2 separate regions of the Homo sapiens genome follow, and region 2 is linked to region 1. A link is a contact called in ENCODE Hi-C or POLR2A ChIA-PET data. All regions are on one chromosome and are shown on one strand. The core of a region is the stretch at or near the end of the contact, and the rest is flanking DNA. Distances in the headings are between cores, read along the strand shown. Region 1 overlaps LRMDA (leucine rich melanocyte differentiation associated). Region 2 overlaps LRMDA (leucine rich melanocyte differentiation associated).

Region 1 (2,700 bases), core at 24-2,523:
TTTACTGTGCATATTTAGTCTTGTGCCTGGGGGAGGAAGAGCTCCTTTGAACAGTTCTTGTAGATTTCTTTTCCATCAGATGGCAGCTCACAAAACTACTTAATCTTCCCCAAAGGGCTTCTCTCATTGGCCTGCTGAGAAAAACAGCCAAGGAAGAGAGAGTGGGGGAAGACAGGGACAATCCAACAGCAAATCCTAGAAAATAACGCATTGCTTTCAGAGGACGTATGGTCTAAGTCTGGTCACACTGATATCATGACTTAGAAAAGCACACTGTCCATTGAAGGTTATCTCCCGTCGCTTCTTTTTTTTTTTTTTTTTTTTTTTTTTTTTTTTTTTTTGAGACGGAGTCTCGCTCTGTCACCCAGGCCGGACTGCGGACTGCAGTGGCGCAATCTCGGCTCACTGCAAGCTCCGCTTCCCGGGTTCACGCCATTCTCCTGCCTCAGCCTCCCGAGTAGCTGGGACTACAGGCGCCCGCCACCGCGCCCGGCTAATTTTTTGTATTTTTAGTAGAGACGGGGTTTCACCTTGTTAGCCAGGATGGTCTCGATCTCCTGACCTCATGATCCACCCGCCTCGGCCTCCCAAAGTGCTGGGATTACAGGCGTGAGCCACCGCGCCCGGCCCTCCCGTCGCTTCTAAGTATCATGTGGACATTTAGCAACAGCACAAAGCTGACAGTGCTATCATAGCGGTGTGAGTATTCTTCTGTCCTCCAGAGCCATTTCCCACATTTGTCAAGACAAAGGTTGAAGGGGACCGGACAAGGGAAATGGGTCACCCATTCATTCCCATCTGTCAGAGGTTTGCTTTGTCATGATAACATTCAAGGAGCATGTTTATCTATCCCGCTACTGGAGGTTAAGGCAAGGGTAACAAGAAGAGAAGAAACCCTGTTTGAAAAGTTTACAAATCCTGCCGTGAGGGCTGTAAACAGAGTCCAGCCGGTGGTGGAGCGTGTTAAATACTGCCACATTGATAGGGACCTGGTTCCCCGGCACTAGAAATCCACTCATGTAAACAGAGGAACTGTTGCTGTGAATCGGGTCTGTTTTGACTTAAAGTCTAAGAAACACATTGCCTTCAAAGTGAATTCTTAGGTGTCACTTCCCATAAGTTATGGCAGAAGATTACAAAGCTACTGATATAACATATTAGTTTGATGGACAGAATTATACCCCCAACGCTTCCTGCTCTCCCCAATGACGCACACTAACTTAGTGTACTGTGACAGCTGCCTTGATTTACCACCAGTCCGGGAGGCCAACCGGGAGAAGGAACGTTCACATGGACGCAGGGCCTGAGACTGGCCTGGAGCCTAGTTTATAAAGCTGCCCTGTAATTCACCACAAATGTGTCACCATTAAAAGAGGAAAAAAGGATTGCAGATAATAAATACTCTTTAATTTATTAGCTAACAACAAAGAGATCAGAGCCAGTTGTGATGTGATTGTTTGACATAATATTGTCAAGGAAAAAAAAGCTAAGTTGACCAGAGAGGTAAATTACACATTCAAGCAGATGCATCAACTCTTGGCTTGTCATAAGCCCAGCTAAACAAAACACCACACAGAGGGGAGGACTGGCCAAGAGCAGAGCCATTTATCTCTGAAAGAGACATATTCAAGAGCAAGTGAAATAAGACATAGTTCTTTTGGACTTGGTCAGAGGCCAGGTTTTAACTGTTATAAATTAAATGTTTTGTGTATAGGATTTGGCAATTCTAGTTGCCTTTGTCATGGTAGGGAGATGTTAGGTTTTTCTGCCTGTCTTAAACTCATGGTTTGGTCAGCTGGGGTGTGTGTCCTACTGCTAGATATTGGAGGATCACTACCTTTTGGTAATTAGCAGATATTGGGAAGGTTTCTGTATGTGGCTTGTGATAAAATCAGTGGCTTTAGAAAAACTTGTAATCGCCTTCGTTTTCTGCAATTCTTCCTCTACAGTTGTTGAGCAATACTCACACAGGTCACCAGGCAGGAATTCATATTGATATTAGACTCGTGGAACCTGAGGATTGGAAGAAACATTTCATCCCGCATCCCACCCAGGACATGCAGACAGTTGTGTATGAGCGGGGCAACTTCCAGGGAGGCCAGGCATCTGCCGTGTGTTATTGTAACATAGCTCAGAGTCAACCAGTGCTTTCTGGGCTTTTATTTTTATATAAGCGACTGCCCAGCAAAACTCTCCCATCCCTTGCTTGGGAAATTGAGTTTTCAGATCTAAGTGGGTACTTTTGCTTTGTTTTGCATATTATGGGTCTTTGGGTTTAGCCTATTGTTAGAACAGATTTCTGGGTTTTATTCAACAGTCTGGAGGCAAGGATAGAGTCCTGTGGGTAGGTTTAAGGACATTGATTCATGGATCAACATTTTTTTGATGTAGTTAATTGATCTGCTATGAATTGCATCTCATTTATTTTATTTGTTGCAAAGCAATATCATGGGGGATTTTTGTTAGATGTCTTATTGAAATCAATTTATAATGTTTATGGTCTCACTGATCTACCAGCTGAATAACTGTTTCTAAAAGACAGAGCTAGAAGGCAGGGAGGGAGAGAGAGAGAGAGAAAGGGAGTGGAGAAGAGAGGGGGAGAGAGAGAGAGAGAGAGAGATTGATTTGGCCTAGCTCATTCTAGGTAAAAAGATGTACTAGCTCTTAAAAGTTGCTACTATCTTTTCAACGTGCTCATAT
Region 2 (2,700 bases), core at 164-2,663, 60 kb after region 1:
TTCCCTCCCATGCGGTTCATGCTTCCTTTTCCATTCCCCTTTTCTCATTTCACAAAGGAAACTACCATTTTGTTAGGTCTGAGTTTTGTTTCTAAGCTGCTGTATCTGTGATGCAGGCTTTCCCCTCACAGCTGTCACAATAATTTGGGAAACGATATTCATAACCTCCAATAGAAAAATAATTTGAAAATGTGCCTTCTGGTGAGATCCATCAAGTTTAAGGCCATATTTTTGGTTAAAAGGGAGACACTGATGCTATTCATTAAACTGAAAAATGGCTTGTTTTCCACTAATATTGAAATAAACTCTGGATGAATGTTAAGTCATGCTGGCATGCACTCTTATTGAAAGCAAAAGGAAAACACAGATATATTTAATTTGGACATGTAAAGTCAACAGAGTTTTAGGTCTTTCATGAGAAAGGGAATCAGGAAGATTGGCTGAAACAAATGTGAACAATTAGAAGTTCATTTGCCTCTTGCAAAGAGTGAGAGCATTTAAAGAGGGATTCAGTGTCTGAGAACTATAGACTCACTTGCATTTTTTTTTCAACCCCTGGTACCTATGAATAAAGAAATAAAGACTTGATCAACATGTAATTTATTTCCCTGCTGTTCTTAGAGATTCATTTGGGAAGCAGAACAAAAGCCAGTATTTGACTCTGTTTTTAAGTAACCCAAGAATGCACACGTATCCTATTCATGCCCACTTAACATAAATGCAGCAAAACTCAAGTTTATTTGGGTTATCACATTTATGCTAATGCTCTGTACTTTAATCGGATAGAAACTGACATAAAACAAAAGTTCCTTGCATATTATTCACACATTTAAATGAAATTTCCTGTGCTTTTAATTTTTTCTAATATGAAGAGTCAATTAAGAATCTAAGGCCATTAAGGCTGCACTTGCCTTGTTTAGGTTTCCATTTCACATTTATGACTTTCTATTTTTGTGAAAAAAGATCTGTAAATTTGAAAAATATGCACGTATCTCATTAAAAAAGTTTCCCAGCTCTAGCAACACTCAGCAAATCTCCAAAGAATGCAAGTTTAAAACATAAATATTTTAAGGCCCCATAAAATTGGCAGTAAATATTTTTCCCCCTTTAATACCATGTTCATTTCATTCCAATTTACTACCACGATTATATTTTCCAAAGCGGCTTTTAATACAATACACAATTATTTCATATGGGGTTGGGTAGGTCGCCTCATTAAGCCTGCAAAGATCAGGCCTCTTGTGATCCCCACAAATATACTTGCATTTACTCCTAATTAAAATGGCCCTCTTAAATTGTCTCAAGTTCATTAATATAAATAAGAAGCTAAGCAAAATAGCCACAGTTGAACAGTTAGCAGGGCAAGATGACCAGGTCCCCAAACCTCACACAGAGCAGACTGTGGTATGTATGCAGTGGTGCCCTGCCACCTGTTGGCTCTGCTTACACATAACAGGGTATTGATGTCCCTCATGGTGGTGCAGTAACCCTCTCTGACCCCTATCCCTAGTTCATCATCCCCAAGAGAAAAGAAGAGGCCTTTGAGAATCCCAGGCCTCCTGATTTCCCCCATCATTCATTTCCTTGGCTACATGTTTCTCCTGCTAATGCTAAAAATTTATGGCTGAGCACATTAAGGGCAGTGCGAGTCCTTCCCTACTTCTGGATTATATCAGAGTTTCCTGTCATAAGGAAATCCAAGATGTGTCCTCAGCTGATTGCATGTGACAGTGTCTGCTTATATCTCAGGAATCTGAGGCATGATGGATAAACTGTCAGTTTTGAAGGATGATATTTTCTCCATATTTCCATTATGAACTGGGCTGTCATCTCCTAATAAATTTCTTGCATTGGTATCAATTTATTTTTACAAGCAGAGGGTCTGATGTATTTGGGAAAGGCACTGACAGCAGATCTGGCCTAGCCTGACAGAGCTGGCTTCAACTCATTTTGGAAAAGTACTTTGGTTCCAAGGACAGAACTTGACCCGTAGCCCTCAAGATTAAAAAAAACCTCCGTGAGAGGAAAAGAGACACATGAGGCAAGTTCCTTCTTTTAAGCCAAAATAAATCAAGCCCTTAGGACTACCATGACATAATATCATTTTTAAGACAGTCCTACAAACCCAGTTGAGATATGCCACGTGTAGCCTTCTCGTCTGAGTTAGATGAGACCATCTAAATGTTGTTAGAGCATCACAATAATGCAGTGAATTGATGGATGAATTCGGATTATAATGAAGCTAGGGATCTCACAATTTTTGCTCCCAGAAGGGATCTCAGTAGTGCTCTTCTGCTTGACAAGTGAGAAGCAAAATTAATTCATATAATGCCTATTTAATTATGAAATATGGGCATGTCTCTGTCATGGCTACTGTGAAGGGCAGAAAAAGCTATACAACATGAGCTTTACCTCTCAAGAAACTTAAAGTCCAGTTGAAGAGATAAGATATTAAACAAAATTAGAGTGAAGTAAGAATAAATCATAGCTAACATCCATGAGCAGTGGCTAAGATGGTTGTTTCTTACCCTTATTTAACATTTACCTTTATTGGGAAGGGAGGCAGCATAACATTGTAATTGCCAAGACAGCAGCAACTGGAGGCAAACTGCCTGGATTTGTGTCCCAGCTCTGCCAAGGAGTAGTTACCCAAGAACTTAAGTGAGAGCTTTGTCAGGGGACTTAATTTCTCTGGTCCTC

The links. A loop is a pair of places that touch in the nucleus more often than their neighbours do. ChIA-PET counts read pairs that join two places held with the same protein, here RNA polymerase II (POLR2A). Pooled maps may share reads with other maps.
Region 2: a pooled map shows a loop between it and region 1 (2.1-fold over the local background). The contact joins two enhancer-like sites. A Hi-C loop is called at or near these places in 1 of 168 maps with a recorded cell type or tissue (prostate gland) and 1 of 50 pooled maps. POLR2A ChIA-PET finds 5 or more read pairs at or near these places in 2 of 52 experiments (AG04450 and HEK293T).

Annotation. Positions count from the first base shown.
Region 1 is chr10:76,250,923-76,253,622 of GRCh38, forward strand. The region is part of intron 5 of LRMDA (leucine rich melanocyte differentiation associated); the gene reads left to right. Among named protein-coding and RNA genes, the nearest start is that of KCNMA1-AS1, 640 kb to the right of the region's middle. RefSeq lists a silencer at 1,049-1,343. Within about 2 kb of position 1,274, at least 6 of the 41 ENCODE cell types and tissues checked have a DNase peak (open chromatin) inside an H3K27ac peak, as active enhancers do.
Region 2 is chr10:76,310,489-76,313,188 of GRCh38, forward strand. The region is part of intron 5 of LRMDA (leucine rich melanocyte differentiation associated); the gene reads left to right. All of the region lies in intron 2 of LOC112268057 (a long non-coding RNA gene), which reads right to left. Among named protein-coding and RNA genes, the nearest start is that of KCNMA1-AS1, 580 kb to the right of the region's middle. Within about 2 kb of position 1,414, at least 4 of the 41 ENCODE cell types and tissues checked have a DNase peak (open chromatin) inside an H3K27ac peak, as active enhancers do.